3 separate regions of the Homo sapiens genome follow, and regions 1 and 2 are each linked to region 3. Evidence: chromatin contacts called from ENCODE Hi-C or POLR2A ChIA-PET data. All regions are on one chromosome and are shown on one strand. Each heading gives the region's core, a stretch centred on a gene start or an enhancer-like site at or near the end of the contact. The rest is flanking DNA. Distances are from core to core; before and after follow the strand shown.

The links. A loop is a pair of places that touch in the nucleus more often than their neighbours do. ChIA-PET counts read pairs that join two places held with the same protein, here RNA polymerase II (POLR2A). Pooled maps may share reads with other maps.
Region 1: a pooled map shows a loop between it and region 3 (4-fold over the local background). The contact joins the promoter of RNF19B here to the promoter of LCK in region 3. A Hi-C loop is called at or near these places in 1 of 37 single-sample maps with no recorded cell type and 3 of 50 pooled maps. POLR2A ChIA-PET finds 5 or more read pairs at or near these places in 2 of 52 experiments (OCI-LY7 and WTC11).
Region 2: a pooled map shows a loop between it and region 3 (2.9-fold over the local background). The contact joins the enhancer-like site here to the promoter of LCK in region 3. A Hi-C loop is called at or near these places in 2 of 37 single-sample maps with no recorded cell type and 6 of 50 pooled maps.

Annotation. Positions count from the first base shown.
Region 1 is chr1:32,962,711-32,966,401 of GRCh38, reverse strand. RNF19B (ring finger protein 19B) reads left to right here and starts at 1,593. Exons shown (of 9, transcript NM_001300826.2): 1 at 1,593-2,351. The coding sequence starts at 1,717. RefSeq lists silencers at 1,309-1,878, 2,239-2,448 and an enhancer at 1,494-1,998.
Region 2 is chr1:32,978,991-32,982,649 of GRCh38, reverse strand. It overlaps the pseudogene RPL18AP4. Among named protein-coding and RNA genes, the nearest start is that of RNF19B, 16 kb to the right of the region's middle. RefSeq lists enhancers at 886-2,085, 1,589-2,205. Within about 2 kb of position 1,314, at least 33 of the 41 ENCODE cell types and tissues checked have a DNase peak (open chromatin) inside an H3K27ac peak, as active enhancers do.
Region 3 is chr1:32,249,256-32,252,876 of GRCh38, reverse strand. It overlaps LCK (LCK proto-oncogene, Src family tyrosine kinase), which reads right to left and starts at 1,612. Exons shown (of 13, transcript NM_005356.5): 1 at 1,506-1,612. RefSeq lists enhancers at 2,260-2,349, 2,400-2,609, 2,800-3,009.

The DNA of each region.
Region 1 (3,691 bases), core at 344-2,843, 710 kb before region 3:
TGGAGTGCAGCGGCGCGATCTCGGCTCACTGCAACCTCCGCCTCCTGGGTTCACGCCATTCTCCTGCCTCAGCCTCTCGAGTTGCTGGGATTACAGGCGCCCGCCACCACGCCCGGCTAATTTTTTATATTTTTAGTAGAGACGGGATTTCACTGTGTTAGCCAGGATGGTCTCCATCTCCTGACCTCGTGATCCGCCAGCCTGGGCCTCCCAAAGTGCTGGGATTACAGGCGTGAGCCTCCGCGCCCAGCCCCAAGGCAGTCTTCTTAAAAGGAAGAGGATGCATCTTTCTTCCCTTTTTCCTTCCCACTGTTTGGAATATGGACCATAGTGAGGTGACCTTAACACTGGAAGCCAAATACTGAGGATGGCTGAACAGCCCTGAACTGCCTACTTTTGGACTTATATTTCATGGAAAGAGAGAAATTTCTGGCTAGGTGCAGCGGCTCATGCCTGTAATCCCAGCACTTTGAGAGGCCAAGGCAGGAGGATCGCTTGAGCCCAGGAGCTCGAGACCAGCCTGAGCAACACAGGGAGATTTCATCTCCATGAAAAAAATAAAAATAATAGGCAGGCCTGGTGGCGCACCTGTGCTCCCAGCTACTCCAGAGGTTGGGGTGGGAGGATCGCTTAAGCTTGGGAGGTTGAGGCTTCAGTGAGCTGTGATCACGCCACTGCACTCCAACCTGGGTGACAGAGCAAAACCGTCTCAGGAAAAAAAATAAATAAATTTCAATCGTAAGCTATTTTTTTCTTTTGTTATTTGCAATTGAATGTAATCCTGATACATTCCTGTTGTTGAAGCTGTTTGCCTGCCTCCCACTAGGAAGCCTAAGGGTCCAGATCCTCCCCCAGTCAGAGGAATGGGGAACTAGAAAAAGAAAGGCAAAGGCACTGCCAGGCAAGAAAACGCTGGGTCTCCTTCCACAAGTTTGGTAAGTAAGCAAGATACCAGGAGGATAGAATGGTAAGTGAGCCTAGAAATAGACTATTATATACATAGGGTTTATTAAATACATAGAGAACACTGAATGCTAGACTAAGAAATTTGGACTTTATTCTGGAAGTCCCTTGCAATAGGGGACCTTGTCTGTTTTATTTTCTAATGCCTCGCACTTTGTAGAAGCTCAGTGAATGAATATATTCTTTATTAATTTATGCCGTCTGCTTAATAAACAGAAATGTTGGAAGGTGAACCAGTTGGGAGTCACCATCTGATCAACCCCTGCCTGCTTTTTATAAATAATGTAACTGAACCATCATTTACTGGAAGTGGCAATCAACCTGTGAGGAACGGCAAACCAAAAAGTCCACCTTGGGTGTCATGGTGATGGAATTGGAGGCGGAGACCAGGGAGAGCAGCGGGCTAGGATCTCTGAGAGTCTCCGCAACATGGCGGCCCTGGAACCACCTGACCGGCAGGAGGCGGAGCTCCGCCCCAGCTCGCTCGGCCCCACCCCGCTCGGCCCTGCCCAGCGCACTCCTAGACCGGGGCGCAAGGGTTGTGAGGTGTTTGAGCGAAGCGCCTGCGCAGGGCAGCGGCGCGCGGGGCGGAGGCTTTATAATCACTTCGTCGTTGCCGCTCGGCTTCTATCGCCGGGAGGGCGGTTGAGGCGGTGGTGGCGGCGTCGGCGGCGGCCGGGCGCTGGCTGAGGGGCGCTGAGGCGGGAGCTGTGGCGGCGCTGGGCGCCCCTGGCTCCTCGGCCTCTGCCGGCCATGGGCTCCGAGAAGGACTCCGAGTCGCCGCGCTCCACATCGCTACATGCGGCCGCACCCGACCCTAAGTGCCGCAGCGGCGGCCGGCGCCGGCGCCTCACCTTGCACAGCGTCTTCTCTGCCTCGGCCCGCGGCCGCCGCGCCCGGGCCAAGCCGCAGGCCGAGCCGCCGCCCCCGGCTGCGCAGCCGCCGCCCGCCCCGGCCCCTGCCGCGGCCCAGGGCCCGCCGCCCGAGGCGCTGCCCGCCGAGCCGGCCGCCGAGGCCGAGGCGGAGGCCGCGGCGGCGGCGGCGGAGCCTGGGTTCGACGATGAGGAGGCGGCGGAGGGCGGTGGCCCGGGCGCGGAGGAGGTGGAGTGTCCGCTGTGCCTGGTGCGGCTGCCGCCTGAGCGGGCCCCGCGCCTCCTCAGCTGTCCGCACCGCTCGTGCCGGGACTGCCTCCGCCACTACCTGCGCCTGGAGATAAGCGAGAGCAGGGTGCCCATCAGCTGCCCCGAGTGCAGCGAGCGACTCAACCCGCACGACATCCGCTTGCTGCTCGCCGACCCGCCGCTTATGCACAAGTACGAGGAGTTCATGCTGCGCCGCTACCTAGCCTCGGACCCCGACTGCCGCTGGTGCCCGGCCCCGGACTGCGGGTGAGCGCGGGGGCGTGGCGCGGGTGGCGGCGGGCTGCAGCCGAGGGGCGTGGCTGGGGGCAGCAGGGACCCCGCGTGGGTGTCCCAAGCAGGGAAACCCGCAAGGCGGCAGCTTCGGCGGGGTGGTAACCATCAGGCAAGCCCAGACTAGTGGTGTGAACGCACCCGACACCCCGCCCCCTGCCCCAGGGCTCGAGGTGGCTGCTAAGCATTCGGTGAGGGGAAGGGAGCTGTCCAAGTTAGGAGACAGGGAGAGGCGGTTTTTTTGTTGGGGGAATGCCCTCTGTCCGGAGGTGAGGACAGTATCTTTTTTTTTTTTTCTTTTTTTTTTTGGAGACGGAGTCTCGCCCTGCCGCCCAGGCTGGAGTGCAATGGCGCGATCTCGGCTCACTGCAACCTCCGCCTCTCAGGTTCAAGCGATTCTCCTGCCTCAGCCTCCCGAGTAGCTGGGATTACAGGCGCCCGCCACCACACCCGGCTAATTTCTTTGTATTTTTAGTAGAGATGGGGTTTCACCATGTTGGCTAGGCTGGTCTCGAACTCCTGACCTCAGGTGATCCTCCTGCCTCGGCCTCCCAAAGTGCTGGGATTACAGGCGTGAGCCACCGCTCCCGGCCAAGGTGGGGAGTATCTCTTAATGAGAGTGGGGAGGGGATATTTGGCCAAGGAGGGAATGAGAATATTCTGAGGGGGCAGCGCGTCGGAGGGGTGTGTCCACTTGGCTAGGGACAGACTTAGCATTGCAGAAGAAGGCGTGTTCTCCCTGACAACCACCGCTGAAAGTTGGGATGGAGGTGACTGGGGAATAGGCTCTCGGGTACCCTGAGCACTATGTGTTCTGTGCCACGCTATCGGGAGGCACTCTGTCGTTCTTACCTTGCTGCCTTGGGTAGGGTGAGGGGTAGACAGATATGTTCTTTGTCCAGAGTCTCAATGGGGGCACTGAGAAGAATGCCCAGAGGTTGGTGTGATAGGAGAAATTGTGTTTCTGAACCCCTTTGATCTTGAGTTCTTGATGACAGTCTTTTTAATGCACCATGTAGGCTGAATTTTAAAGGGCAGTAAATTAAAATATGCAATATCTGCAGAGACATAATACACCAGATTTTGCTATCTGAAGCATTCAGTGGAGACCTTCCTCGCCCTCCCCGCCTTTAGAAGTCTAATTGTTACTGTCAGTATATCCCATGAAGGGGTTGCACGCAGGAAGAGGGGCTCATTTAAGTAGTTGGGAGTCAGACAGCCATTACCTGTTCTGTGACCTTGGGCAGATAATTTTATTCTTGTGTGTCATGTTTTGGCGACAAAAAGATGCTGGGGAGTCCTTGCAGTGTGTAAAC
Region 2 (3,659 bases), core at 65-2,564, 730 kb before region 3:
CTGGGGCAACATTATGGGTAGGGAGGACTCTCTCCCTGGCTCACTGTTCAACCATACTGGCCTCCTGGCTGCTCTTTGTTTTTGTTGTTGTTGTTGTTGTTGTTGTTTGTTTGTTGTTGTTGTTGTTTTTGAGACAAAGTCTTGCTCTATCACTAGGGTGGAGCGCAGTGGTGCGATCTCGGCTCACTGCAACCTCCGCCTCCCGGTTTCAAGCGATTTTCCTGCCTCAGCCTCCCGAGTAGCTGGGACTACAGGGGCGCGCTACCATGCCCAGCTAATTTTTGTATTTTTAGTAGAGATGGGTTTCACCATGTTGGCCAGGATGGTCTTGAACTCCTGACCTTGTGATCCGCCCACCTTGGCCTCCCAAAGTGCTGGGATTACAGGTGTGAGCCACTGCACCCGGCCCTGGCTACTCTTTGGAACCACCAAGCACACTTAGGGCGTTTGCTTTGGCTGTTCCTTCTGCTTAATAAGGGTTTCCCCAGTTACCTACATGGCTAACTCCCTCACCTCCTTAAAGTTTTGTATGCATAGCACCTTCTCAGCAAGACCTTCCTTGACACCACTGTTTAACAACTCATCCTGCCTCTTCCCTGCACTGATGCTGCATCAGCACTCCTTGTCTCCTCCCTGCTCTACTGTATCTTCCCCTTACCACTTTCTAACACAGTTTATTTATGTGTATTTATAATTTATTATATTTATTATGTTTACACTTTGCTTTACCTTGTAGAATGTAAACATCACAAGAGAGCAGGGATCTTTGTTCTGTTCACTGAAATATGGCACATAGTAAGTGCTCAAAAGTATTTACTGAATGAATGTAAATAATGTCCCTGATGTCACACAGCTGGAAAGTGGCATTTCTGTGATTTGTATCTAGTGTTATTTGGCTCCAAAGCTATAGAACCTTATTACTAGGGCTGTTACGGGGCTCAAATGGGTTCACGTGTCAGCCACTTAGCACAGTGCCTGGTAGGAAGGTTAATGTGCCATAAACATGAAATAATAGTTGTTATTATTAATTATTGACAGGGCCCCTCCCTCTTGGGCTCATTTTTCTAAATTTCATAATAGTACAGCAGGCTTTTTGGGGTAAGACGTCAAGCCTGACTTGACAGACACACTGACATGACTCTTAGGAAGGAAAAATGCAGCGGTGCCAGCCCCAGTAGCCTGGAACCCTGCCCCAGCAGGACCCAGTCCTCTATGTGGCCCAGCCTACTTCGTAACTGAGCTGAAACTGTTCACCCACAGGGACTGCAAACAACACAGACTTCCTGTATTTTGAGAAAGGGGAAGTCCAACCAGTGATTTACCTTGAGTCATTTGTTTCGAGACGGAAGCCTCAGCAGTTGGCAGAAAGTATAGGAAGGAGGAAGGCTGCCAGAGGCAAGAAAGGAGACCTGGATTCTAGAAGGAATGCCACTACTTCTCAGCTGACCACACTGAGCAAGTCCCCTCTCTGGCCTTAATTTTCTCACCTGGAAAATGGGACAATGATCTTTACCTCACTGGCTTCTCTAGGCAGTGCTAATATCGATGAGTGCCTGTGTGTGAAGAGCTGGAAATACAGGAATGCATCAGCATCTTGCAACTGGAAGGGCAAAGTTCAGAGGTTAAAAATTTACAAACTATGAAGTCACTTAGATCTGGATTCAAATCCTGCCTCCATCACTTTCTAGCTGTGTGTCCCTGGGCAAGTAATGTAACCTCTCTAAGTCTCAGGATCTTTGGTTTCCTCAGCTGTGAAATAATTTTTCTCCTAAACTGATTTTGAGGATTAAATGAGATATGCATATCAATGGCTATGAAGGAACAAGGAACTGGGCTCAGAGGAATCCTTCAGAAATGGTGATTCTTGTTTTTAATCCTGGATGAGCTCTCACTTCCTCTCTGTGTGATGCCAGTGCCCAGGACAAACCCCTGCTGAGAGTATTTCTTTTTTTTTATTTTTTGAGACAGAGTCTCACTCTGTCACCCAAGCTGGAGTGCAGTGGTGCGATCTCGGCTCACTGCAACCTCCGCCTCTTGGGTTCAAGCGATCCTCCTGCCTCAGCCTCTCGAGTAGCTGGGATTACAGGCACCTATCACCATGCCCAGCTAACTTTTTTTTTTCCCCACCAGGGTGTTCCTGAGTTTATTTGAGGCACAGCCGGGCGAGGGCCCTGTACCTAGAAGAAGGTGTTGGGTCTCCTGGTGAAGCGTGGCTTCTGCTGATGGCACAGCACCAAGTGGGGCAGCAGGAACTTGATCTTGGAGTCGTGGAATTGCTTGACAACTGGCCACCAGCACTTGCTGGCCGCAATCTCCTCCACCTTCATGATCTGGATGAAGTTGGCCCGGGCGCGGTACTGGGTGCCCATGTCTTGGTAGCACTGGGTGACAGCGCCCATGGTGGTTAGGTCCCGGTATTCCCTGTACATGTTGTGGGTGCTGCTCCGGGAGTCATAGCGCAGCCAGATGCCAAAGTTCTTCACCCACAGTGGGTACTTCTCAAACACCTGCCCACAGTTGACAGTCTCCCCTGAAGACTTCTTCATCTTCTTTAATTGAGATAGGAAGTACCAGAAGTGGAACTTGGCGACTACATGATTAGGCGCAAAGATTTGCATGTGGTAGAGGGGCAGTGTGTGGCATTTGGGGGTGGGCAGGCAGTGACACACCACCTTGTACTCTTGTTGTGTGCCCAAGGCCTTCATGGCTTTCTGTCCACCTTTGCCACCACCCACAAAAGGAAAAGGCTAATTTTTGTATTTTTAGTAGAGATGGGGTTTCACCATCTTGGCCACTCCCGACCTAAACTGATCCACCCACCTTGGCCTTCAAAAGTGCTGGGATTATAGGCGTGAGCCACTGCACCCGGCTCCCTTCTGAGTATTTAATAGAAATACCTCCATCTGTGGGACCACAGATAATTATTAAAATAGAGAATAATTTTATGTATTTATTTTTACTTATGACAAAACTTAATAAATTCATGGCAGAAAAAAACTTAAGCAAATAAGTAAAAATAAGAAAATAGAGATTACATATAACTTCATCACCTAGAGATAATCACTATTAACAGTTGGGTTAACTCTCCTGGATTTCTTTTTAAGGCATATTTAACAAGATGTTAAATGCAAGTTTCCCGTCATTTTGGCTTTGGGGCAGAGGCAAGGACCACTACATCCAGGCATGCTGAAGGATGGAGAAACCAGTTCTACCAGCATTAATCCCATCACCCCCAGAGTGTGTGTGTGTGTGTGTGTGTGTGTGTGTGTGTGTGTGTGTGTATGAGAGAGAGAGAGAAGACAGAAGAGAGAAGAGGGCTAGTTTAGAGAGATGTATTTTAGAGGCAATTGTGGTTTTTTGTTTTGTTTTTGAGTCAGGGTCTCACTCTGTCACCCAGGCTGGAGTATGGTGGCACAATCACTGCTCACTGCAACCTTGAATTCCTGGGCTCAAGTGATCCTTCCACCAAGCCTCTCAAGTAGCTAGGACTACAGGTGCGTGTTACCATGCCCAGTTAGGTTTTTTTTACTTTTTTATGGAGATGGGATCTTGCTGTGTTGCCCAGGCTGGTCTCGAACTCCTGGCCTCAAGCAATCATCCCCGTTAGGCCTCCCAAAGTGCTGGAATTACAGGCATGTAGGGCAGTTGTCTGGAGAGCA
Region 3 (3,621 bases), core at 363-2,862:
AGGGATAGTGACCTTGGCTTCATGTCCTACGCACTCTTGAAAATGGGTCTTTCTCCTTCTCAGAACTGTCTTGACTCTTGCAGGAAGCTTTCCAGATCTTAAGAGACACCTTCTCCCCTCCTCTGAACCAATGCTCAGCCTGTTCTTGGCCCTTGTCCACTTGGCCCTTCTCTCTTTGAGAAGAGCCTCTGTTCCTGGGGCCCAAGAGCAAGGGACCCTGTCTGATTCGTCTGTCAGCATAGGGCTGGGTGGAAGGAACTGCTCATGCCTGTCCAGGGTGAATGACCCTCCCTGAAGTGCGAGGAGAGCCACCATGTTCCCTAGCCCCCACAAGAGGCTACAGGACTTGGAGCTGTAGACAGGAGAAAGGCTGGGACCAGCTGACTAGGCGGAAAGTGTGTGTCAAGAAAAACTCCAACGAAGCAGGGGAAACCTGGAAATCTGGCTGAGTGAGGACTTCCCAAAAAAATTAAGGCTCAGAGTTAAAAAGTGAGGAGGTGAGCAGGTAGCAACTATGCCTCCCCAGTCTCTCTCCACCTCCCTGGGGTTTGAAGCAGGAATCAGCAAAACCAACTGGCCCTACACAGGCAGGGCTGAAGCGGGAGGGAGCCAGGGGCGAGGGGAGGACATCCTGCTGTGACGCTTGGCAGGGGCAGGAATGGTGACTTTCCAGATGGAAGTTCAGCGCTTCCTCACCCAGGACCAACTGCACCCCTGTCTGGGATAAAAATAGTACTTCCTCTTCCTTTCTCCCATCATTCTCTTTCACTTCCAACTTCCCATACTCAGATCAGATATGTCCATCCACCCTGGAGCTCCATCCCAGATGATGGACACCCCCACACATATCAGTTCACGCCCATCAGGAGATTCTTCCCTCGATCGCTGAGGCTAAAATCACTCCTCGCATGTCCATCTGGATGCCTTGGGTGATCTCTGTCTCTCTCTCTCTCTCTCTCTCTCTCTCTCTCTCTCTCTCTCTTTCTCAGGAGATTCTTGTCACTGGGGTCTGCCCCAGAAACCAGAAGGATTCCTGGGTCCTCTGAGTCCAGCCTGTCCATCACCCTGCTCCAGGCGGGGTGGCCACAGCCTCAGCCATCACTCTCAGCCCTGCCACTGCCTTGCTGAGAAACCGTGGGCAGTGAGTGCCTTGTTCTCTCTGGGCCTCAGGAGCCTCATCCTCATGGCCTGAGGGACTGGGCTTGGTGGTTTCTGGAAGCCTTTTTAACACCTGACTGTCCATGTGCCTGGTGTCCAGGAAACACGCTCCCAGTCAGGTGGGGCCACTGGTGGACAGCACGACAGAGGCAAGCGACACCAGCTTCGCAGGAAAGAGGCGACCCAGCTACACTGCCTGCCTCCCACCTGACCTTGAGCGAGGATCTTCTCTCCCCAGCCACAAAGGGCTGCTGCATCCCTAGGGAGCCTGGGCCCGCACAGCTGCAGCCGTCTGCTATCAGGCCTCTCACCCCGGCGCCTGCGCCCCCAATACCAGCGCTCCTTACCTGCCCAGCCCGGGAGCCCTCTGGCCCCATTCACATGGTCCTCCTGGCCTAACCTGGCTGCCTGGACAGTCTCAGCTCCCTTCGCCGTCGTAGCCACCACCTGTCTCCCCGCGCCCACGTCCCACCCTGACTTCCTGCCTCCTCCGGAGGGCTCCGCAGCCAACCGGGCCCCAGCAGCCCAACCACAACCCTCTAGCACGCCAAGCTTCCTGCCACCATAGACCCCTGCCTCTCAGCCCCTGGGGGTCCCCTACATCTCCAGACCAGGTCCATCTTCCCCTACTGTCCCAGGGTGACACTGGGAGGTTTAAAGTTGAGGGGAGGATGTCTGATAGACCCTCCCTTCTGCCCTCCAGGGTGCATCTGGGCAAGAGATTCAAGGGCAGCCTTTGGGCCCAGTGAGCAGGGGGCAAGCGGACACACACTCAGCTTATGGTGAGAGGCAAACAGCACCTCAGCACCACCGTTGCAGCTGAGAGACCCTTTTGTTTCTGTCTGGCAGCAAAGGTAGCATCGTTCAGAGTCAGAGGAGAGGACAATATCCCTGTTAAATAGCTGGTGAGCAGACCATGCATGTTACAGTCAGGTCAGGCCGAGAGAACAATTCCCATGTCATCTCAGGGCATGGAACAGTAGCTTTATTATAGTCAAGGGTAGGTGAATGGCAGGCTACCATCCCTCTTACAGACAGAATGCTGGAAAACAGCCTGTTTCAGGAGGCAGACAGGACAACCTCATGTCTTCAAGAGGGCATAGTAACGGCCCCTGCTGTAGTCAGAGGCCAGGACAACACCCATTAATCATGGTTGGAGAGTAGGGCAACAGTTCGAATTCAGGTAGAGGCAAGGCCACAGCCCCTGGCAGAGGTGGAGGGCTTGGCACTATCTCCTGCAACAGGTGGAAGACAGAGCAAACAGGGCCGCTCAGGCCCCCAGGTGCAGGCCACAGACTGTCAGGACTTTCTGTTATAAGCAGGAGGCAAGAAGATTGTCACGAGCAGCAGGCAGGCAAAGAATTTCCATTTCCCCTGGGGCCAGGCTGAGGGGGCACCCATCATTAGCTGAGGGCCAGGTCACCAGTGATATGAGGAACTCCAGGTGGCCTCATCAGGTCCAAGAACTCGGCCTTGACCCCACCAGGAGGAAAGTGCACATGCGTCACTGCCTGAGTGAGCTGGTAGGGGGAGGGGAACCCACAGAGCATTGTTGGGGCTTGTGAGGTGGAAGCGATGCTGTGTGCACCTCAGCTGCAGAGAGAAGTGGGGGCAGGAAATAGGTGGGGGGAAGAGGAAGCCTGAGTTGGAAAGTCAGACAAAGAGGGTAACACAGAAACAAAGGCTGAGAGAGACAAAGTGAAAAACCTTCACAGTGACACAGAGCCTAGAGTTGGAGCTCCAAGCCTGGTGCAGGGCCCAGACTCCCTTGCAATGTAAGCCTGAACACTTCACGGTCCATCTCCCTGTCTCAGCACAGAGTAGAAAGACTGCCGCGCTGGGAGTGAGTAATAGTTCATATTCACTGAGCGCTCACTGTGCACTATCTCCCGTAAGGCACATCTGCTGCCTGTGGAGTGAGAATCAGCATCTCCATTGTGGAGGTGAGGAAACAGACTCAGGGGTTAAGGGAGCTCCTCAGGGTCGAATAGAAATAAACGGTGGCTCAGGCCTGTAATCCTAGCACTTTGGAAACCCCAGGCAGGTGGATCACTTGAGGTCAGGAGTTTGAGACCAGCCTGGCCAACATGCTGAAACCCTGTCTCTATTAAAAATACAAAAATTAGCCGGGCATGGTGGCGGGTGCCTATAATCCCAGCTACTCGGGAGGCTGAGGCAGGAGAATCGCTTGAAATCGGAAGGTGGAGGTTGCAGTGAGCCAAGATCGCGCCACTACTCCAGCCTGGGCGAAAGAGTGAAATTCCATCTCAAAAAAAAGAAAAAAAAAAGAAAAGAAAAGAAAGGAAATTAGCTAGGCGAGGTGGTGGCCACCTGTAATCCCAGCTACTTGGGAGGCTGAGGCAGGAGAATCGCTTGAAATCAGAAGGTGGAGGTTGCAGTGAGCCAAGATCGCGCCACTACTCCAGCCTGGGCGAAAGAGTGAAATTCCATCTCAAAAAAAAG